3 separate regions of the Homo sapiens genome follow, and all the other regions are linked to region 1. A link is a loop called in an ENCODE intact Hi-C map of the cell type or tissue named here. Cell type or tissue: psoas muscle. All regions are shown on one strand.

Evidence for each region. Hi-C counts contacts between places; a loop is a spot of excess contacts. Peaks named below come from ENCODE experiments on the same cell type or tissue, not always from the same donor. Only the 100,000 strongest peaks of a DNase experiment are listed, where the experiment ranks them.
Region 2: a loop joins it to region 1, with 1.9 times the contacts of the local background. A loop is called at or near these places in 3 of 110 quality-filtered maps.
Region 3: a loop joins it to region 1, with 6 times the contacts of the local background. A loop is called at or near these places in 4 of 110 quality-filtered maps.

What each region holds. Positions count from the first base shown.
Region 1 is chr6:6,923,736-6,931,735 of GRCh38, forward strand. No RefSeq gene overlaps it. Among named protein-coding and RNA genes, the nearest start is that of LINC03055, 42 kb to the left of the region's middle. In psoas muscle, a CTCF peak has its summit at 4,498; DNase peaks (open chromatin) are centred at 1,196, 1,856, 3,926 and 4,306; H3K4me3 peaks cover 1,494 bases; H3K27ac peaks cover 6,775 bases.
Region 2 is chr6:7,214,035-7,222,034 of GRCh38, forward strand. The region is part of intron 8 of RREB1 (ras responsive element binding protein 1); the gene reads left to right. Among named protein-coding and RNA genes, the nearest start is that of SSR1, 95 kb to the right of the region's middle. In psoas muscle, no CTCF peak of the experiment used is centred here; DNase peaks (open chromatin) are centred at 595, 3,007, 3,487, 5,477 and 1 weaker place; H3K4me3 peaks cover 954 bases; H3K27ac peaks cover 7,701 bases.
Region 3 is chr6:6,971,667-6,979,666 of GRCh38, forward strand. No RefSeq gene overlaps it. Among named protein-coding and RNA genes, the nearest start is that of LINC03055, 90 kb to the left of the region's middle. In psoas muscle, no CTCF peak of the experiment used is centred here; DNase peaks (open chromatin) are centred at 4,315 and 4,695; H3K27ac peaks cover 3,984 bases.

The DNA of each region.
Region 1 (8,000 bases):
GTCAATTTGGTTAGCATGAGTCAGACCTTTGGTCAACATTTAACTGACCAAATCCAGTTTCAGGACCTAAGAATTCAATGGTTCCACTGGGAAAAAGCCCCAGGAAGGCTCTGCCTGTCGTAGACAACAGAAGTCTCCCTTACATTCCATTTCACATGTCTATATAGGTATATATGTACACACACACACGGATGTATCGTAAAAGCCACAGAAGATTCACGTAAAATGTTTATGGACCCTGGATATACCTCACAGAAGAGTTTTCTGAATTAAGACTTCACAGAGGCAGTTGAACAAGAAGAAACATGAGCTTTGAAGTCAGAGAGACGTGCCTATTACTAGCTCCGTGACTAGCGAAGATAAGTTACTCAGCCTCTCAGCCTTAGTGTCCTCATAGGTAAAATGGACACAGGATCTACCATATGGCTATTGTAAGATAAAGTACCTAGAAACAGGCCAAGCATGTTGGCTCACACCTGTAATCCCAGCACTTTGGGAGGCCAAGGCAGGCGGATCACCTGAGGTCAGGAGTTCAAGACGAGACTGGCCAACAGGGCAAAACCCTGTCTCTACTAAAAATACAAAAATTAGCCAGGTGTGGTGGCGTGGGCCTGTAATTCCAGCTACTCGGGAGGCTGAGGCAGGAGAATGACTTAAACCTGGGAAGCAGAGGTTACAGTGAGCAGAGATTGTACCACTGCACTCCAGCCTGGGTGGCAGAGCGAGACTCCATCTCAAAAATAATAATAATAATAAAGTACTTAGAAACATAATAGGTCATCAACAAATAGTAGTTGCTGTTTGATTCATTTTGTTGGCTAAAAATAAAAAAATTATTTTGTGATTATTTGCACTCTACCTGCCCTCCTCTCTCTCCTGCTCCTGACCCACTTAGAGAAAGCATTAGGACCACCATCCTTTCCCCATTCTCTACCTTCCCCTCCCCTCTGCTTTGTCTATGTGGACACGGGGGTGAATCTGGGTCTCTTCACATGGGTTTCTGACAGGTGGTCCACTATAGAGGGAGATGGCCAGTAGGAGAGAAGAAAAGGGATTCACAAGGTCCTGCAAAATCACCAAGAACTGGGAAAGATTCCATGTATCCCTTTCCTGCCACAGCCCAGATGGCAGTACTGTGACTTCCCTGTCCTTGACAGCAGTTCACCCATGACGCATGCCCATCTGATTTGTGGCCAGGTGCAGGGAACACACAGAAGAGGCCACTGACCCTCCCATCTGTCCTCCATTCTTGCCTCCAGACCCCTGGAGAATCAAAAACCATGGCCTCCAGGCTGTGAGGAAGATGAGCGCATCTCAGCCCAGGTGCTCCTCAGCAAGACGCAGGCTCAACGCTAAGAAAAACTGGCGTCCTCAACTCCTCCTGTCTTTAGGTTTTCTTAGGGGATATAAGATAGGACTCAGACCCACGTGCCTCAATATAAAATGTAAATTACCATTGGTCAATGGTTCCTCCATGTTAATCCTGGATAGAGGAATAGACCCAAACATGTGAAACCCTGGCCCTTAGAAGGAATAAAGCTTTGCACAGAGAACCATGACACAGAAAATGGGTCCCTGCCCAGAAGAGCTTACAGACTAATACCTATAAGGGCAGAAGCAAAACAGGTTTTCCCCATACGGCATGTTGTTGAGATCTTGCTCTTAATGGTATAAATCTTTGTAAATCCTCCAGATTGAAAGATGAATTGAGGGAAGCGTGGTGTGTATAGCAGAAGGCATTTCAGCCGGCCTGTGGATAATGTGACAAGCCCAGGGACTCATGACCCGAGTAACCATGTGGAGGGTCCTGCCAGGAGGGGCAGGTGCTACTACTGCTGAAGACTGTCCCTCCAGACTGTCCTCTCTGACACTGGCCACTAAGCCCAGGCAGTCGCCCAGCCCACGGCCCACCTCCATGCATCTGTCTCTATTTCCCAAGAAGAGTGTGCCAGATGCCAACTGGGTTATGCTGAGACTGAGCTTGACTTGTCTTGTTCCCAGTGCCCAACACCAAACTGGGCACACACAGTCCGTGCTCAGTATTGATGGCATGAAAAAAATGAATTAACTAATGCACTTGAGAAAACAGCCCCCAAGCCTAACCTTAAACCCTAACCTAACCCTAACCCTTCTTTTTGAACTTTCATTACAGGACAAACATGAGAAGCATCCTTGGTCACTTTTACAAATGAGTATCTTCATTACATCACACTCTAAACATGATCACTGAGTCATAGTTCGTTCAAGTTGGAAGGAATCTCAGATATCTGCTAGCCTGGCCATTTCCTTTAACACGAGAAATGTGATCAATTCCACCAGGCAGCGAATGTCTTAACTACTTGCCGACACAGGACCTTAGTAACCTGAAGACAAATAATGTCCACAAGGCAGCATAAGGACCTCCCAAAATCTGGCCAGACCTGAGGGTGTTCATTAGAAGACCTTTACATTGTAAATCTCTATTTCATTGTAAACTCTACAAGATTTGGAAGTATATTCATGTGTGGGAACCAAATCAGCTAGAATTGTTTTTCAAATTATTAAGGTATACTCACAGCAAGCAATTCTTTTAAATTTAGCTGTCACTGAGGAACTGTTATATGCAAGACTCTCCAAAGGTACTCTAGAGGGATGCAAAGGTGAGTTCAATATCGCTGCCCCCAGAGGCTCCTGATTGTATGCAGGCCAGACAAACATGTACCAACGATCCTGATACAAGGCAGACCACAGCACCTGCTGCAATAGAGAAACAAGGTTCAGAGGGAAAAATAACTTCAAGGACTTGGGCCCAGCAGCTGAAAAGGGAAGGAAGTACCTAGTCCTTGAGAGGCGGGTGGAAATCCAACAGGTACGTGGAAGAAGGCAAAGGCATACCGCATGAAGGAATCAGCATTAGCTAAAGCAAGGGATAAATGGGAATCATTTTTTAAAATTTTACACCAACTGTATGTTGGACACTTTAGAAGTATAAATTCATTTATACTCACAACAACCAAATAAATTAGGTATCACTGCTTCCATTTTTCAGAGGAGGGAACTGGACTTCGGAAAGATTAAAAATGTATCAAATGAGGGTCAGGAGTATATAACGCATACGGGGCAAAGCCCAGATGTGAACCCCTGCAAGGCTGACTCCAATGCCAGGACTTTCTCCACTTCGCCGGCTGCCTCCCTGGGAGGGGGAGATGGCAAGGCATAGTTTAGGGACATTAGCTCCGTGTGGCTAGTTCATGGGGACAGGGGAACTCGGATGGTAAGGGGTTGAGAAAATGAGGAAGATGACAGAGAAAGGAGGGAGGCAGGAGGAAAACAAGATAAGAGCTTTGCTGCTGGTTGTTTTGTAAGATGAAGGAAACTAGAGAAAGTCTCAAGATTCAGGGCTCAGAGGAAAAGGAGGTTTAAGATGAGAAGAAGTGACAGCTGAGCAGGATCGCAGAGAAAGAAGAGAGACCAGGCACCGTGGCTCACGCCTGTAGTCCCAGCTACTCAGGAGGCTGGGGCAGGAGGATCATTTGAGCCTGGGAGGTCAAGGCTGCAGAGAGCTATGATTGCACCACTTCACTCCAGCCTGGGTGACAGTGAGACCCTGTCTCAAAAATAAAAATAAATAAATAAATAAAGAGAAGGTTAGCAGCAAGGGTGGGGGCTTTAGCCTTAGAAAGAATAAGGAACATTTCTCCCCCAAAACAAAATGAAAGAAAAAGAGAATGAGAAATTATCCCCATTAAAAAAAAAAAAAAGTCAGCAATCTCCGTAGTGGGGAGGGGTGGTTTGCTTAGCCAATGCAGTGAAGAGGTCTGTTCTGGAGAGGGGAACGAGCAGGGTCAGTTAGGGCTGGAGGAGAGTGGAAAAGATTTGGAGCAGCTGTCCTGGGAATCTGATAGGGAGCTAAAAACGGAGTCAGAGGACCATGCCTGAAGGCACTGGGAGCGTCCCCAGCAGGACTGGGCAGGGCGTCCAATTACTTTCGGGGCACAAATCTCTTCAGTGGAATTCAGCACTTTGGGATCAGGAGTAGATGAAAGGATTGCCCAGGGAGACACAGGGGAAGGTCAAGAGGGTAAGAAAAGGGAGGTGCTTTTGAGAACTTTGCCAAATCATTTCACCACAAAGGGAGGGAGGGAGGGAACAGATGCAACCAGGACGGGTCCACAGTGCCAAACACAAGGAGGGGCTCCAGGGGCCGCGATAAAGGCGAAGAAGAGGCTTAGCAGGAACGAGTGAGTGGGACCCATGGAAGGACGGGGTGGTGGCTACAAAGCCATTTCCGAGATGGCCATCCGGAGGGTGGAGCCTCCTACGGGGTGTGGCTATGCAGAGTGGCAGAGACGCTGAGGGAAGGGGGTCACTGGGCTTGAAGGGGTCAGGTCAGCCAGGGAGAAGTAGGACCGAGGATCACAACCCTGAAGCCCTGCAGAGGAGGGTAGCAGGGGTGGGGCAGAATGAGGACCAGGCGCCGTGCGGAAGCCACCCACCAAGCTCACACAAGGGATGTGGCTGAACATGTGCTGGGCAAACACTAGAGGGTGAGAGTGGGGCTGACTTAGTAAAAGGGACATGTGGCTTGATTTTTAGTGAAATACCATAGTGTCACAACTAGTGCTGTCTCTGCCCCACGCCAAAAGGAAAAGTCAAGTGAAATAGGCTGGGTAGAATTCCCCCAGGGTAGGCAAAATGCTAGGAATCTGTACAGAGAGGGAGGCCAGAGGGAGTGAAGAAGGCACAGGGCACGGTATGGCGCACGGACGTCCTGGGTGGAAACCTACTAAGGCTGAGCTCTTGAGATTTAGAAAGTGTCTTCTTTGACCCTATGCCTTAAACAAAGCCAGCCCAGCCATCTATCCTGTGTCCAGAACTAACAGTAGAGGGCCTGTAGGTATCTCGACCCCTCCTCACAGCAGAAGCCCGATACTCACCCCTAGGCAGGTGTCTTTTTTTTTTTTTTGAGCGGCGTCTCGCTCTGTCGCCCAGGCTGGAGTGCAGTGGCGCGATCTTGGCTCACTGCAAGTTCCGCCTCCCAGGTTCACGCCATTCTCCTGCCTCTGCCTCCCGAGTAGCTGGGACTACAGGTGCCCACCACCACGCCCACCTAATTTTTTGTATTTTTAGTAGAGATGGGGTTTCACCGTTTTAGCCAGGATGGTCTCGATCTCCTGACCTCCTGATCCGCCCGCCTCGGCCTCCCAAAGTGCTGGGATTACAGGCGTGAGCCACCGCGCCCGGCCTAGGCAGGCGTCTTAACTGGCTCCTCTCCAATGCCTGCACGGGCCAGGTTCCAACCCCAGCCCCCGTGTTCACCCCTCAATTTGAGAACAGGTTTGACTCCACCTCATTTGACCTTGGTCTTCTCTTTTTTTCTTTTTTTTTTTTTTGAGACAAGGCCTTCCTCTGTTGCCTAGGCTGCAGTGCCGTGGTGCAATCATGGCTCACTACAGCCTTCAACTTCTGAGTTCAAGGGATCCTCCACCCTCAGCCTCCCCCAAGTTGCCAGGGCTACGGTTGCTCCCCGCTAAACCTGGCTAATTTTTTTTATTTTTTGTAGAGATGGGCTGTCACTGTGTTGCCCAAGCGATCTCAAACTCCTGGGCTCAAGCGATCCTCCCACCTCAGCCTCCCAAATTGCTGGGATTACAGGCTTGAGCCTCCATGCTCAGCCTAGTACTCTCTTGGACACAGTTTTAGACTCAATGATAGCCTCCACCACCATCCCCTGCCAGGCCTTGCCCACTTCAAGACAGCATTTCATAACAACTAACATTTAGCACTGCTCAGTACATGCAAGGCATGGGCTAGAAAAGGCCTTGAAAGTCCTTCCGTTCCATTCCGATTCCTCCTATAACCTTTCCACCAAAAACTGACGCAATGCTGCTAGAACATCCCAGAGCCTGGGAAGTCACTCCTCCTGACACTGTCCATCTCACTGCAGAGTGAATGAATGGCTCTGCTGGAAACTCTTCGCTACTGAATCCTTGTTCTTTCCTCCACAGTCATGCAGAACAAGCGTCATTTCTTTCCCATCTGATAGGAATCTGAAGATGACCATCCTATCTCAACAAAGCCTCCTCCTTTCCAGGAGAAATACACCTCCAGGTCTTTACACTTCTGCTCGTGAGACACATCCTCAGGTTCTGTCCCCTGCCTGTTCCTCTTGCCCAAGTCCCTCTTAAGATGTGCTCCCTGGCATCACACACGGCAAACACTTAGAGCACTGACTGTGCCAGCCACTTTCCAAGCCCGTAGCACATATTAACTTATTTAATCCTCATACTAATGCTATATGCTATTGGTACCGTTATGATTTGCATTTTACAGATGAGGAAACTGTGGCAGACGTGGAAAATAACTGGGCCAAGACTAGTACCAGTGGCAGAGATGAGAATCGAGTCCAGGCAATCTGGATGCACTCAGAAGCCCCATGCTGACCCTCAAGCTTGGCAGCCATTGGAATCACCCTGGGGAGTTCTAGAAACTCCCGAGCCTGGGATCCACCCCTAGAGATTCTGATTTGACTGCACCATGTATCATCTGGGCATCTGAACTTTTAAAATCCATCCAGGTGCTTCAAGTGAGCAGTCAAGAATGAGAACGACTGCTCTCTGCTGTCAAGCTAACACATTCCCAGGGCAGTCTGGCTGGGGCAGAGTAGGGTTGCATTAGAGAGGAGTGATGGAAATTTCCAGGCTTCCCTGGAAGAGGCTAATGCAGGGACAGGCTCAGACACGGGTGACAAGAGCCAGCCTTGCAAGAGCGCTAAATAAACAGTGACTCGGGTGGTACGAGTCTAGAGGCTTTCTCAAAAAAGGAAAGTAAGAAAAAGAAGACACAGAATCCTCCCCTTATAGGATACTTGGCTTCAAGGGCTTCCTCTGGAAAGGACTTCCCCTGGTCACAAAGCCCACCTTGGGCACAGAGCCATCGCTTCCTCAGTCAGCAGCTGCCCGTCCAGTACCATCAGCACAGCTTCCTGATCGCCTTCCAAAGGCTAGAGGTGGATGCAGCAGGGGTGCCAGCCCTTCCCATCCCACCCTCTCCTCTTTCCTGGTTCTGTGAATTAGAACAAGAAAGCACAGGGGCCAGTGGCTCCACAGGCTGAGGACAGGGCCTCTCCCATTCCCAATCGAACACAGTCTCCAGCCCTGCCTTCAAAGGGTATCTGAACTTGGGCCATCCCATGGTACCACTCTTCACTTTCCTATCTCTCTGCTGATATTCCCTCTTGAGCCTAAGCTTGGGTTATTGCTGTTTTTTTTTATTTTTTGTTAGTTATTATTTTTAGAGATGGGGGTCTCACTGTGTTGCGCAGGCTGGTCTCAAACTCCTGGCCTTAAGTGATCCTCCCACCTCAGCCTCCCAAAGTGCTAGGATTACTGGCATGAGCCACCATGCCTGGCCAGGGTATTGTTTTTAAAGCACAAGGGTCTTTATCAGTTAAAGAGAAGCCAATCAGATATTCTCTGGTTGTGCTGGAAACTTCTGCATCTTTCAGTTCCTTGAACTCGCTCTCAGCCATCTGGGCCACAGTGTCAGGGCACAGGGTGAGGCTCTGACCTTGAACAGCTCCACGAAGGCTCAGTAGCCCTTTCCTCCTTTTCACCATCCCCCTCTGCCATCCCTGGAAACCCAGACAGCCATGGCAACCTGAGCATGAATAAAAGAGAAACTACCCTCACCCCAAGCCCTATTAATACTTAATGCCAACATCTGAATGCAAATTGACTTCACTTTTGTTTTATTCCCTTTCCTCCGTGCCCCTCTCTGATATAGAATGCCTTTCATGGAAGGCAGCAGCGGTCCTTCTGTTTGCTAGAAATAGGGAGTCAAGGTGGAGGTTCCTAGCACGGAGGAGAGAAGCACAAACAGGACTGCACATGGCTGGGGCAAACCCGGAAGTTCCAAACTGTATTTTTTAGAATCTTTCCAAATGAGAGTGCATCTCAGGGGCATTTCTTCTCTGTAGAGGTCACAGTGACTTGCTCAACCTGTGGGGGGAATTTTGCAAA
Region 2 (8,000 bases), 290 kb after region 1:
CTGGAGCAATCCTCTGAACAAGGACCTGCTCCAGGGAGAGGCCAGGCTTCCTCTGCACAGAGGTTGGAGATGGGCATTGCACTGGACGCTCGTCATTTTTTTCATAGTTGGGATGGGTAGGATTTGGTGGGTGATTAATCCACAGTGATGGTAGGGCTGGTGCTGTAGACAGGCTGTGAAGTTGAACCCTCAGTCCTGCACGTCCAGCTAGCCGACCTAGAGGATTTTCCTCACCTGTTTACTAATAATGCCCTGTGTTTGGTGAGGGGTTGGCTTAACAATTTTGTAACCTGACAGGGACTTGGCCCCTCTGGGCAGGCTCTCACTTCGCTGGCCCCACAGCTGTGGCTGAGGGGTGGCCCGTAAGAAGAGAGTTGCCAGGCATCCTTTGTGGGGGCACACAGGCCACCCCTGCCCTGTGCCTCTATCTATAATTGTTGCTAGATGGGGTGGGGCTGGCATCTGGAAACCAAAAAGAGTTGATTACAGAACATGGTTAATGTCCCTTTGCTCCTCTCTGCTCTGCCGATCCCCATAATAGGCTGCTATCATAGGAGGCCTGGGGCAGCCTGCGCCAGCGGGGCCTAGCCAGGCGGTGAACTGGGACAGTAGCTAGTGGGAGAGACAGCTTGTTAACCCAGAACTAAAATAGACACCAGCTCCATTTCAAATCCCAGAGGCAGCAGAACCACAGTGGGATGCTACCCGCTTAGACTGAAGGTTTGTAACTCAAAACAGCTGTTGCCTTCTCACTCTCCTGCACTTATCCCCCTTCTCCACTCCCCACCAACACTGGCAAGGTGCCCATTGTTCCTTAATAAAAAGTGTTGGAAATCCAAACTCATATAAATCTCAACTCCATTTCCCTCCACTCCACTGTGTTTCAAATGAATGAAGTGTTGTCGTAGAACAAAAGGAAGACACAAAGCTGCCTGTAGAGATGCCAGCTCTTAGGATCAGGTGTTAGCTTCACCCTGACATGACCAATGGTCAGTCATCCCCCTTCCCCCAGGGCTCCCCAGATGAGGGAGAGAAGGCAGAGGAGGAAGCGGAGTCAGGCTATGGCGAGCTGGCGTTTGGAATCGGAGGTGAGGGACGGAGTGTTCAAGAGAGCAGGCGGCTACACAGAGGACATCCTTTGTGTGAGGATGTTGCTGGGCATTGAATGTCCATCAGAATAGAACTGAGCAACTGGCCATACCCTGCTGTGAATGAAGTCAGCTGGGAGAAGCATCCAGGTCAGCCCGGCCAGCAAGAGAATCTGGGCCACGCACGTCCTTGGAATTTTCTAGTAGCCGTTTTTTATTTCATTTCATTTCATTTTGAGGATCTCGTTCTGTCACCCAGGCTGGTGTCCAGTGACATGATTATGACTCACTGCACCTTGACCTCCCAGGCTTTTAAGTGACCCTTCCACCTCAGCCTCCCAAGTAGCTGGAACCACAGGCATGTGCCGTCACATGCAGCTAATTTTTTTGTATATTTTGCAGAGACAGAGTCTCCCTTTGTTGCCCAGGCTGGTCTTGAACTCCTGGGCTCAAGTGATCTGCCCACCTTAGCCTCCCAAAGTGCTGGGATTGTAGGCGTGAGCCACCCTGCCTGGCCCTAGTAGTCATGTTTTAAAAAGTAAAAAGAAAGAGACAAAATGAATAATGCTTCATCGAGTATACCAGTATCATCAAAATATAATGTCAACACATAATCAATAGAAAAATGGTGAGTGATGTGGTTCACATTCTTGCTTCCATGTACTGACTCTTTGAAATCTGGTGTGTGTGACGTGACCCCAGCCCGTCTTGGCTGCACCACACCAGCCACATTTCAGGTGCTTAACAGCCCACAGAGAGGTTTCAGATGAGCCACCTACGGCAGGGAGGGCTGCAGCTTTGACGCGGAGCCATGTCTTGTGTGTGAAGAAGGCCCAAGGGCGGCAGCTGGATGGTCACCCTGTTGGCACAGCCACTGCTGAGGGTGAAACTCGGCCAAAGTTATTGTGTAATCTTAGATGGCCCCCTGATGAAAGGAGTTCGGGTAATAAGTAACGTTAACATCATTTCAGTTAAAATGTACCCAGCAAATGATTGAGTTTGTACTGTGTGCCAGGCACTTGCCCAGGCTTGAAGGAAAGAGTGATGTTTGAGACAGGGTACGGGCTAGGCACAAAACAAGCTGGTTGGTTATAAAACAAAGTTCAGGGGTGAGTTCAGGGCCCAGGAGGGCACATTTCCCTCAGATTCCAGGCAGGCAGAGGGATCTGGTGGATGCAAAACTTCTCCTTGGGATTTTACATCAGAGGCTGTGGTGCTTCACTTAATTTCCTCTGGGTCAGGGCCCAACCGGGTCTGGTACTTCATTGACCCTGGTCATCTCTGAGTTCAAGGTGATGACATTAAATCTCTGTTGGGAATTGGTACATAGGGAGCCCAAGGGGGCTCTGACAGGAACCTCGGCTCCATGAGTAGTGAGGGCAGCTGAGACCACCCCCTTCCTGTATCTTAGTAGTGGGGCCACCAAAGGGAAATGCCTTCTTTTTCCTGCATTCTCCACTGTTCCAAGGAATGTTTATCTCCCTTCACCACACGCCTACCACCTACAGAGACCCCAAGACTCCTCATGTACCCGGGATTGATCCCACCCTTGTCAAATGTCATCCTAAAAACAGGGAAAAGATAAAATATTTGTCAGCATCTTCTGTTGAAGAGTCTGTGAGTCTGAGGCTTGGGCAGGCAGAAACAGATTTTAAACACTTCCGGGGGCTATGAACAGAGGTCCCTCAAGGAGGGGAAGACTGCCCCCACCCCTCACCTGACAGGTACAGAAGCCTTGGTCAGGACTACCCTGTCCCCCACCCAAGGCCCAGAGCAAGGAGTGGCCCACCCAGCTTCGGTAGCCACTACACACCCTTTGTGAAGTCCCTCAGACTCTGCCCAGTGCTTCACGCCACGCTGGTTTGGTTGAACAGTCAGAGCGGGGCATTGGGTTGCTGTGTGCAGCCTGGGCGGGTTCCTGGGTCATGGGGAGGGACGGCTGCCTGGCCAGGGCCCTGTCACAGGGCCATCACTGTTGCTCGCAGCAACTGGGAGAGATTAGTGCAGCTGTCGGATGTCAGTTCTCTGCCCCGAGATGGGCAGGGGAGGGTGGGCTGAGGAGAGAAGAATGTGTGAGTTGGTTGGGACTCTAGAGGAGAGGTTGTTTGCACTTACTCCTTCTGGCCTCTGGAGACAGAACAGGAAAAATGAAGCATGAAATCCCTTTTGAGAAGGAATGCCAGTCTCTCCATTAAAACACAATAATGAGGAAGGAATTCAGTATCTGAAGGAAATGGTCAAGCTGAGTGGCAGCTTCTCGGCAGGTATTTCGCAGGTTCTTCTGATGAGGGTTGCAGGGAGCAGGGAGTGTCAGCATTAGGAAATGCTCCCAGCTGAGCCAGCGTCCAGGCATTAAGGATGTGTGGGTCACATAAGGAGCCAGGGCATCTGCAAATAGCTGTCCTCTGAACGCACAGCCTGGCAGAGTGGAACGAAGCCAGCCGGCTCCGTCCCAGCCTGCCGCCTGGCAGCTCTGTGACCTCGGGCAAGTGCTGACTTGGTTTCCCTATCTGGAAAATAGATTTGAAGGCTGTTGTGAGGATGAAGGGAGATAATCCACAATCCTCAGAGTGTAACAAATACTAAATGAAATTTTTCTTCTGATACTATTATTTAGAATGTATTTTTTATATAAAATTTTATATAAAATTAAAATTTTTAGATATTTTAAACCTTCCAACATTTACAGTTATAGGTGTTGTGGCACTCTATGGCTATCCCATTCCAATGGAATTGAAAAGGAGTCAACTTCCAGGTGCGATTCACTTGGCAGAGAACATGAAAGCAATTTGTCCTTTACTCTTATAAACAGCTGTTTTTATCTAGTTTTCGCTTTTGTAAAGATTGGGAAATGGAGTGGCTCTTTAAATTTGGTTTGAGTCTTGCTTCCCACGTTTCTTAATCCCACTGTGTGAAAAGCAGATATTTAGAAACGTGAAGGAACTCGACACCTTTATGTAACAGAACAACACATCACTTTCTTTAGATTGTTGGGGGAACCCTAGGGTTCTAAGGAAGTGAGTTTCCTGATGTTTGAAATTTGCCAATGCAGCCTTTCAAAAATATGCTTAGCATAGTTTAAAAAAAAGAAAATTCACCCTTCTTGCTGATTGTGAGGAGGTCAGATATCTGTCCCTCAGCTGTCACAATGGTAGACTTGATGGAGTTACATGACAGAGAAGAGAGCCCAAGGAAGCACCTGAGTGGTTTCTCATCTCTGGGCCACTCTGTTAAGGCCTGTTTGTTGACTTTGGGATTTTCATCTTATTCTGGAGAGTTAAGGTCGCCAGATGAATAAAATACTACTGTTAGTGAGCACTGGGGGAGCTAATCCCAAAACTGTTTAGCCACAAGGTTAAGAAGTTAAAAAAAAAAAAGAGACTTTTGGTGTCCTTGTTTTCCATTTCTGTAAATCACATTGCTGATAAATTTGCCTTTGGGCATGCACCCTGCCCATTTTAGGTACTAGGCTCAGTTACTGGCTACAGATTGCAGATTCCCTTTTCAGGGCTGATGCTTTTAACAGTGATAGTTATTCCTGATAAGTACCTTAACTCTGCTGTGAGGTATCAAAACTGCTGGATCTATTTTTGGCTGCCTCTTTACCATTACTCCCTCTAGAGAATGTCCATACCATAACAACATATTTACATATTTATCACACTGCATTTCTATCCCAGCTCAGAATTGTGCAACTTTCTTTAAAAAAAAAAAAAAAAAAAAAAGGATATCCTGTCTTCTTCCAAGGACATTTGCTGTCAGAAGAACAGATATCTGTGCCCTGCCTAAATAGGCAGACTGTGTAGCACAGACAGCCATTAATTCAATGCTTTTTAAAATTTTAGGGCCTCACGGTGGCTCATGTCTGTAATCTCAGTACTTTGGGAGGCCGAAGCAAGGGGATCGCTTGAGGTGAGGAGTTGGAGACCCGTCTGGCCAACACGGCGAAACTCCATCTCTACTAAAATACAAAAAAAAAAAAAAAAAAAAAAAAAAAAAAAGCCAGGCACGGTGTCTCAGGCCTGTAATCCCAGCTACTGGGGAGGCTGAGGCATGAGAATCGCATGAATCCGGGAAGTAGAGGTTGCAGTGAGCTGAGATCGCACCACTGCACTCCCTCCTGGCTGACCGAGTGAGACGCTGTTTCTAAAATAATAAAAATAAAATAAAATTTTAATTTACTTTTGTTTTCTTAAGACTTAGTGAATCTGAGTGTGAATAAGAACATTATTTGTTGTATTAAAGTCCCTTGAGGATTGAAAGGACAAAACCCCAGCTAGCAACTGAGTGTATTTTCTTGACCTGTTGGAGCTGGTTGGTCCCACCCCTCGCCCTATGTACCTCCTGCCTTTGGTGACTCAGGCACGTGGTCAGGCAGTGGCTGGCGGGTTGGGTCTCTGTGACTTCAGGACAGCGTGGAGTTCACCAGCTCGTGTGGGAGTCAGACTTCTCTGACCATGTTAGCGCTGTGCCCTTTCCAGCCCAGCAAGGGTCAGAGCCAGTATGCTGTGGGATTTGGCTTGTCTGTTTGATTTTTGGAAAAGGGACAGTAAGGGCTGTGACAGTGCCTGTGTAGTCACTGACAACCACAGGCACTTCTCTAAGCACATATCAGAGACTCTCTGTGATCGTGGTTCCCGGCCCCTGGTGTTGGCAGCCACCTTCCTGCCATCTGTGCCTTTACATACCAGGGGCCATGTAGAAAGAGCTTACCTTATGACCTGGGAGTCGTCTTCCTCCACTGGGACCCCCAGCCCTTCTCTCTACTTCACCCTACCCAGTGCCGCCAGGGACATTACAGTTGATACTAAGGGAGGAAGGAAGGGATGGAGGATAAGTGCAGGCAGCTGCTTCACCTCTGCTGTTCCAGGGAGCCCCAATTCCACACACCCCAACACCACAGCCCCCTCCTACCATCTACCCTGAGAACTGCTAGAGCCCCTCCACCCCATAATAGGAACCTCCACAGTGGAGCAGCCCCACTGGAGGCAGGACCCACAGTTCAGCGACTGGCGTGTCATACAGGGGGTGGGGAATGGTCCAATCTACTCCAGCACTCTAAAGTTTCTTATCCTCTTACAGAAACACTGGCCAACGTGTGCTAGAATGCAGGTGTTTTCTGGGTGAAACAGGCTCTTGTGCACTGTCTTGGTACAGAAACACTTATTTCTGTGAGCAGTGATTTGGAGTTCACATATGCTAAGCAGCTCCTGTAAGTTGAGGTCAGGCTGAATGTCCATTTTGGATTCCGTGTGTAATCTAACCTTAATCTGTCATTTGGAGATTTTTCCACTGATGATTTTTTTTTTCTTCCTAAAAGTAATGTAGTGTGATTTTAAAAGAAAAAGAAAGTTTTGTTTTTGAAAGGGTCAGTGGGGTTTTGTTAATTTTCTTTAAATTCTACAAAGAGATACACTTCCCCCAAATACATTTACTTTACTGACAGCAAAGTTAGTTTCCATTTGGAAAAGTTATCCTGTTTCCAACATCGAGTTATCTCTGTTGCCAGAAAATCAAAAGGCAGCCAATCCGATTTGTAAACCTTTCCTCTGGCACATTGTCAAGATCTCTTGCAAAACGAAATTGTCCTACAGCCCTCCCCTCTCCTGTGGCTCTAAGTGCAGTTCTGCCCCATCTAAATATTAATATTTTGCAATCGTGCTCTTTATGAGCCCCTGGCAGAGTGGAGATACGCCACAGACGGGTTGAGGAGAGAGTCGTGGGGACCACCTGGCCAGTGGCTGTGGTCTTAATGGAGATTGACAAGCCCAAAGGAGGTTTGCAAATACCCTGATGCCTGCAGCCGGCTTTGCATCCAGCAGCTCCCTCCACAGATTTACAGTGGCCTCTATTGTCCTTGAAGAGCTGCTTAGAAACAAGGTTGCAAAGCTTTCTCCTTGGGGCCTTGGGAAGGCTGGATGAACCCTCGCGTCTCCACCTGATAGGGCTGATCCAAGTGTTTCTGGGTGGTGGTTTTCCACACTGGTTTTATTTAAGGTCTATCAACAGGTGCTGAGTGTGAGGCAGGGAGGCAAGTGTTTTTCTTTTTTTTTTTTTGAGACGGAGTCTCGCTCTGTCGCCCAGGCCGGACTGCGGACTGCAGTGGCGCAATCTCGGCTCACTGCAAGCTCCGCTTCCCGGGTTCACGCCATTCTCCTGCCTCAGCCTCCCGAGTAGCTGGGACTACAGGCGCCCGCCACTGCGCCCGGCTAATTTTTTGTATTTTTTTTTAGTAGAGACGGGGTTTCACCTTGTTAGCCAGGATGGTCTCGATCTCCTGACCTCATGATCCACCCGCCTCGGCCTCCCAAAGTGCTGGGATTACAGGCGTGAGCCACCGCGCCCGGCCGCAAGTGTTTTTCTGTGGGTGTTTCTTCCTTTTAACCAGCTGCACCACATGCTTCTGGTTTCAAAGCAGAAATTTCTTCTCTGCCACTTTCATGTTTTATGTCTTTTGACTTATAGGAGTGCCTTAGTTGAAATTCCATGAAAAGGGTGTGAAGTGTGGATCACCTTGCTTAGACTCTGTTAGGAGGTTGAGTGCTTGTGCAGGCTGGGAGAGCATGCACTTCTTTTCAGGAGGCAGGTGAAGGGAGCAGGTGGGATGAGGCAGAAGACTGGCCAGAAAGAACACTTTTCTCCCCATGAGTTTTGCAGTTAGACAGAAGTAGTAAGGACGATTGTGAAGTTCTTGAAAGTGAGAAGAGAGAACATGTTCCTTTGAAATTAAAACTCAGGTTTTCCTGATTTTTCACGTTAGCTAAAACGTGCCAGGAAACGGGCTTTTCCTGATTTCTTTTTTTCCCTAGTACAATAACATAATGACTAAATTTGGAAAAGTACTTTGCAGTTTTCAAAGCACTTTGTTATTCACAGTAACTGCAGAGATCCCCCCGTTTTAGATGAGAAGGG
Region 3 (8,000 bases), 48 kb after region 1:
TCATGAAGGCCTCTAACCAGCCTTTCTGTATTGATCACCAATTACAACTGCATTAACAGAATTTTAACATTTTTTTCCAAAATAAACAATGAGCTTGGCGTTTTATTTTCCAACACACTGCTTCAACATCTAGCTTATTTTTAGTGAAATAAACCACCCTTCTTCCAAGCAGTGTTTTCAGAGGTAAAGTCAAGGAGATTTTTCTGCTTTCAGGCTGCTCGTGGAATCAGGGTTTAGGATTCACCAAGCGGACCTAGGAAATGTTGATATTCAGAGTCACCCCTGAGCTCCAGTTGCTGGCATCAGGGAGACAGGCATAGGGCTCTTCCAAGGGGACTTGAACTTTGTCGTCTAGCCAAAATGTTCAACCGGACCTAGAATCTTTAAGGATCCTCTAGCATGGGCCATCAAAACATCCAAAGGGGAGACTGTTACTAGGTGTAGCTGACTTGGGGTAAGGGGGTACAGGATACAAAAATGCAACCCAAGCCTTTGTGAGCTTCCAGGGGAGTTCAAAAGACAAGAGCAAAACACAGAAAAGGTAACAGAAATACAGAGTTGTTGGACCCAAGGCCTCTCCAATATGGTCATTGTTTAGATGGAAAGCGAGCAGCTTAGATTTTTAAAAGCGGGTTGGGGGTTTGCATAGAAGACAGGGCAGGCCAGGAGCAGTGGCTGTCACTTGCAATCCTGGCACTTTGGGAGGCCAAGGTGGGAGGATCACTTGAGCCCAGGACATGGAGAGATTCCATCTCTCTAAAAGAAAAAAAATCTTTTTAATTTAAAAAATAATAAAGAAGAGTAATCATTGTGGGCTGTGGGTTTGGAAAGGGATGGTGAGACAAAGAACTTACTAAAGAGGCTTTGAATCAGAATGGAAAACAGCTGCTACTCTCCCAACTGCATCCCAGCCTCCTGACTCTCTTTCTCCACACTCCCCCTGGGCAATCTCACCCACAGCTTCAACTACTACCTCGACAGGATGACTCATAAACCTTTATCTCCAGTCTGGCCCTTTCTCCTCAATGCCAGACTCCAGTGGTCTGTGAGGTAACTTCCCTCCATCCCAACTAGAGACTCTAACTTACCGTCTTTTTTCTCTCTGCTGTGCCTGCTTTGGCTACCCTCCTATCTCCCATTGCTATGCACCTACCAAAGGGAGAGGCCCACACAGACAACCTGGGTTCATCCTAGTCTCCTCCTCCTGATGTCCCGTGTCCAAGCCCAGCCCGCCATACCCTCTAATTGACTCACAAGCCAGCCCTCCTGTCCACCCCAGGCGCATGTTGTCTTAGTCTCAAGTACTCATTATTTCTGTTGCCTTCTCTCAGGTTGCCCAGACTCTGGTCTTGGTACCCTCTGACTTTTCATAACAGGTCAGTCTTGCTAAAACAGTCTTCTACTTGGACAGACATGGTGCCTCATGCCCATAACCCTAACACTTTGGGAGGCCAAGGCAGAAGGATCTTTTAAGACCAGGAGTTCACGACCAACATAGCAAGACCCCATCTCTACCAAAAAATAAAAAACTATCTGGGCACAGTGGCATACACCTGTAGTCCCAGCTACTCAGGAGGCTCAGGCAGGAGGATTGTTTGAGCCCAGGAGTCTGAGGCTGCAGTGAGCCATGATCATGTCACTGCACTCCAGCCTGAGAAACAGAGCAAGACCCTGTCTGCAAACAACAATAACACCAAACAAACAAACAAACAAAAACAATCTTCTACTAAACCCTTCAGCGGTGAACGCACGTGAAACCCTCTCTTCAAAGGGTGGCCATAAACTGAGAGACCTGGGCTTTGCCCCAAGGCACCGAACTATAGTGTGCACAGCATTTTAAAATAACGATTTTAAAAGCTTAGCATGTACTTAGCAAGACTAATTAGTTCAAATAGGAAGCTGCCAGATGGTGCATATTATTAATGACACCCATTGGAAGGCCCCCCGAGAACGCTCTGAGTTGATGTGAAAGTGCTATTTCCTGTTGCTGCCCCTGCACCCACATAGTTCATTTGGGATCTGCAGATGAGACTTTCAAGGTCAGGCCCAGCTACCTTCCAGCCTCCAGGTACACCAAGTTCCACTCAGTTTTGATCCACTTGAGAGTATTGGAATGGACCGTGCTCTCTCCTCCCTCCATGCCTGACCATGATGTGGTCCCCTCTGATTTCCCTGGTGACCCAGTGATTCTCCATCAGGGCCAATTTTGTCTCCCAGCAATGCCTGGAGACTTTTTTCATGAACACGACCTGGAGAATGCAGGGTTGCTATCACCAGCATCTAGTGAGTAGAGGCCCGGGATGTTGCTAAACATCCTGCAGTGCACAGGGCAGCCCCCCACCGCAGAGAATTATCCAGCCCAGAATGTCAATAGTGCTGAGGTGGAGAACCCTGGTCCAGATTCAGCTTAACTCTCCCCAACCCGGCTATTCAAAAGTTTTCTTCTCCTCCGTGAAACCAAGAGCAGCAGACTTCCTGCTTCAGGTCCAAAACTCTCTTGCAGCAATGATCACATTGACATGACTGTTTTCTTCTCAGGCCCTTTCCTAAGTTCCTTGAGGGCAAGAAATGTGTCTTTTTTTTTTCTTTTTTTGAGACAGAGTCTTGCTCTGTCGCCCAGGCTGGGGTGCAGTGGTGCGATCTCGGCTCACTGCAAGCTCCGCCTCCCGGGTTCACGCCATTCTCCTGCCTCAGTCTCCCGAGCAGCTGGGACTACAGGCCCCCGCCACCACGCCCAGCTAATTTTTTGTATTTTTAGTAGAGACGGGGTTTCACCGTGTTGGCCAGGATGGTCTCAATCTCTTGACCTCATGATCCACCTGCCTCAGCCTCCCAAAGTGTTCGGATTACAGGCGTGAGCCACTGCGCCCGGCCACGTCTTCTTAATCTCTTTATGACACGGAACATAACACCTCGTAAGGTCTCAGTGACTGACATGCAAAGAAAAAAATAACTGCGTCTGTTCAAGGCCAGAAGTAATTATACAATGCACCTGAGAATAACGTCTACCCACCAAGATTCACACTCTCTTATTTACACTATCACGAGTGACAAGCAACGTATAATCACTAGTGACATTTAATATATGAAGACTGCCATGTGCTAAGTATCCCAAAGAACATAGATTTTAGACACGATTGTTTTTCACTTCAGCTTACACATTAAAACTAGCTGGTGAGTCAGTATATCAAGGTCAAAAGAGTATTTCAAATATCAACTATTGCTCTTAGCCAACTACAAAAAATACATATCCGTGCTCAGTGCATGTGCTGCCTTGAGAAAAGTGAGGAAATGGAGACAGGAACGTCAGTCAGAAGAACACGTTCTTGGGAAGACTGTATAAAAGAAAAAGCCCTCAGAACCCTAGGAGAGGCCGGATGCGGTGTCTCATGCCTGTAATCCCAGCACTTTGGGAGGCAGAGGGGAGCAGATCACCCAAAGTCAGCAGTTCGAGACCAGCCTGGCCAACATGATGAAACCCCGTCTCTACTAAAAATACAAAAATCAGCCGGGCGTGATGGCGGGTGCATGTAATCCCAGCTACTCGGGAGACTGAGGCAGGAGCATCCCTTGAACCCGGGAGGCAGAGCTTGCAGTGAGCCAAGATCACACCACTGCACTCCAGCCTGGATGACAGAGCGAGACTCTGTCTCAAAAAAAAAAAAAAAGAACCCTAGGAGGAACTACCCTCCCACTTGGCACAATTCATGTCTCCATAGCCAGTGAGTATAAGAAGAAGATGCTGAAATACAAAGTACAGGAGAGTTACCTAGAAGTTCTTGAACTTAAAAATCTTTCCTGGATGATGGCCCTAATGTGATATGGTGCAAAGTTGGTGCCTATTGACCAAAGGGGAAGTGCCTACAGTTCTGCAGGTCAAGGTCATGAACTTTCTCTCCACGGTTTCCAGTCCAAATTAGGTTGCTCCATATAATCCTGGAACACAACCTATTTTAGTCTCCTCTAGTTCCAGTTTCTTTTTTTTTTTTTTGATGTGAGACCAAGTTCCATAGTAGTAGATAAAGAGTTGCAAAAGAATCCTCAACCCTTATCTTTTAGTCCCCAAATTAGACTGGGCCTAACCTCCTTGGTAGCTTCTTAAGTACCATTATCAAAGAGACAAATAAGAAACCTCAGGCTGAAGACAGATTCACCAGTGGAGCCAAAGTTATCATCGGAAGTGGCGTTCTCTCCCATGGGAGGGCCAGGGCAGTAAAGGGTCAGGAACAGGAAGCTCCTATACAAGAGCCTTGTTCTGGCTTCACCTCTGCTAGTAGAGAAACATACAGCACCTGCTCACAGCCCATTGCAGTTGGCACAGGGCTTTCTTGTGCATCATCAGCTTTTATTTTAAGCCTCTCAGCTTCCCTTGATAAATACAACGTAGTCAGTGCCGTGTGACAGAATCACGTGGAGCCAAGCAGAGGGTCACTTCAAAAACAAGCAGAGGGTCACTTCAAAAACAATCGTTCTGACTGGGTGCGGTGGCTCATGCCTGTAATCCCAACAATTTGGGAGGCTGAGGTGGGTGGATCACCTGAGTCCAGAAGTTTGAGACCAGCCTAGGCAACACAGTAAAATCCCAACTCTGCAAAAAATTAGCTGGGGGTGGTCGTGTGCACCTGTAGTCCCAGCTACTCAGGAGGCTGAGGTAAGAGGATCCATTGAGCCCAGGAGTCTAAAGCTGCAGTGAGCCGTGATCGTGTCACTGCACTCCAGCCTGGGCAACAGAGCAAGACTCTGTCTCCATCAATCAATCTATTTTTAAAAAGTGTTCTGCTTGTCACTGGCAAGCACAACATCAGCCACGCTTTAAAAACCTCTCTAAAACAGCCACATGGAACTAAATTCTCCCTTTCTTCTACCCCAGAACTTTAGGGGAAGAGAGGAGGTGATGTACCACTGGTTCCAAAACCTAATCAGAAAGAATCTGTTCCTAGGCAGGAGAGGTGGCTCATGCTTATTAATCCTAGCACTTTGGGAGGCCGAGGCGGGCAGATGGCTTGAGCTCAGGAGTTCAAGACCAGCCTGGCTAACATCGCAAAACTCTGTCTCTACTAAAACTACAAAAAAATGAGCTGGGCGTGGTGGTGTGTGCCTGTAATCCCAGCCACTCAGGAGGCTGAGGCAGGAGAATTGCTTGAACCTGGGAGGCAGTGGTCACAGTGAGCCGAGATCACGCCACTGTACTCCAGCCTGGGTGACAGAGTAAGATTCTGTCTCAAAAAAAAAGAATCTGTTCCATTTTCAGACACTTACTGAGCACCTTTACATACCACCTTCCAGATGCCTGCACAGTTTGTTATAAGAATTTTAACTTGCATAATAAGTATATACTTATTTGATTTCAAAGCAAAGCAAAGGGTAAAAACTTAGATTAAGGAATAATTTTTCCTAATAAGTTCAACAAACATTTGGAATAAGTGAGGAAATTAACTTTGTTATTGAATATATAACTGCTATGTCACATTTGCACAGAAAGCCACAAGTCTGGTCCAAGGAATTTATTTGTTACAAGATCACTTTCAATAGAGCAGGGAGAGTTTGGTTTCTGTTTGGTCAAATATTTCTATGTATTAGAGTTCAAAGTGGGCACAGTGACTCACTCCTGTAATCCCCACATTTTGGGAGTCTGAGGCAGGAGGATCTCTTGAGCCCAGAGTTTGAGACCAGTCTGGGCAACAGAGTGAAACCCATTCTCTAAAAAAAAAAAGAAAGAAAAGAAAAGAAAAATGTATATACACAAAAATTAGCTGGGTATGGTGCTGCACGCCTATAGTCTCAGCTACTCAGGAGGCTGAGGTGGGAGGATCACTTGGGCCCAGGAAGTTGAGACTGCACTGAGCCATGACTGTGCCACTGCACTCCAGCCTGAGCAGCAACAGAGTGAGACCCTGTCTTAAAAAAAAAAAAAAAAAAAAGTTCAAAATGAATCCTAAACCTAAAGCTGTTTGGTGAGAAAACTTGAAGAAAAGAGATTTTTGTTTGGCACGTAACCTGTTATATATGGCCATTGCACATTTTACACGGTGTTCCTGTTGTTTCCCTATAGCTTTAATCGAGCAGCTGAAGGTGCCCAATAAATTACCACACATATTAAAAAGGTGCCTATCATGGTTGGTGAGAATGTAAAATGGCCCAGCCTCTGTGGAAACCAGTTTGAGGGTTTCTCAAAAAGTTAAACAGAGAATGACCACAGGACTCAGCAATTCTCCTCTGGGTGTACGCCCGGGGGAATTGAAAGCAGAGACTTGAACAGATGCTTGTACACCCGTGTTCATAGCAGCACTATTGGCAATAGCCAAAAGATGGACCCCACCCAGGTGTCCATCGGCGGGTGAGTGGATGAAGAAAATGTAGTCTATCCACACCGTGGAATATGATTCAGCCTTAACAAGGAAGGCCATTCTGACCCATGCTACAGCATGCATGCGCCTCAAAGACATTATACGCAGTGAAATAAGCCAGACACAGAAGGACAAATGTCCTTCCACTCGTACGAGGCACCTACGATCATCAAATTCCTAGAGACAGAAAATAGAATGGTGGTTGCCCGGGGCTGGAGGGAGGGAAAAATGGGAAGCAATTGTTTAATGGGGACAGAGTTTCAGTTTGGGAAGATGAAAAAGTCCTAGAGATGAATGGTGGTGATAGTAGCAGGACAACATGAATGCATTTAATGCCACTGAGTTGGAAGAATAGTTGAAATGGTAAATTTTATGTATGTTTTACTATAATAAAGGAAAAGAAAAGCAGAGCCTGCCCTGAGGATAATCCAACCCTCCAAACCCTTAATGCCTGGGGCCACCCAGGCACTGATCCTTCCTACCCAGACCTTAAAAACCGTCACCCTCATAGGCAACAGGGAGATACTCAAAGGCTTTGGAGGATGGGAATTTACCCCGGCCGGACAAGTTTAACACATTTCATAAAGGAGAAAGAAAGGGCCTGAAGAGACCTCATTTTCCAAGACTGAACTCATAACTCCAACAGTGCTGATATAAGCCAAAGTGCCTAAGTACCTAGTGTATCTCACTGGTAGGACAAAGGTGACACTTTCTTCCTACCTTTCCCAGGCCCTTCTGAAGTATGGGGACAGGAGATGGTCCCTCACCTCCAGCTGCCCATGGTTCTTACTAAAACTGTGAGGGAGAGGAAGGAGCTTATGTGCAAAAGGAAAAGTGTCAGTAGAGCACAAAGAGGAAGGGAGGAAAGGTAAATTCGTGTAAACAGCTGGGACCAACAAGCTGGTACCAGAGCACAATGACTGTGTCTGTGATTCACTAATCCAAGAAATCAGGATTAGGGCGTGGAAGGAGGAATTCGTGTTTCTGGAAGTCCGTCCACAAAATTGTAGCCTCTTGTCTTGAAGCGGCATTGCACACTGTAGCTGGAAAAAAAATTATATCAGCTCCAGAAGTACTAGCAACATGCAGGGAAGCACAGAGCAGGAGATTTAGGGTAAACAGCACAAGGAGCTTCTCCCAAGGAATACCTATTGTACTGCACTTTCAGCTTCACTACTTAATTGTCAAACATTTCCACCTGCTTTATAGCACTTCTCAATAACACTTCATGATGCAAGAAATGTATGCACTTAATTAAAATAGATTTCATCCAGGTGTGGTAGCTCATGGCTGTAATCCCAACACTTTGGGAGGCCAAGGCAGGAGGATCACTTGAGCCCAGGAGTTTGAGACCAGCCTGGGCAACATAGTGACAATTGCTGCCCTGACCCCCGGCACACGCCCCGCACCACTTCCAGTCTCTACAAAAAAATTTGTTTTCGATTTTTTAAAAAGAAAACAGATTTTTACATGCTACCTGACAGTATTTTGTTACCCCTTTAACAAAACATAACAATTTTTAAAAGAAGTTGCACAAAGGAAGTATTCTGCAAGCTTTAAATTGCTATGTAACTTGTAATTGTTAGCTAACTTGTTTATCAGTCTGCTAGGGCTGCCAGAACAGAAGACCACAGGCTGGGTGACTTAAACAGC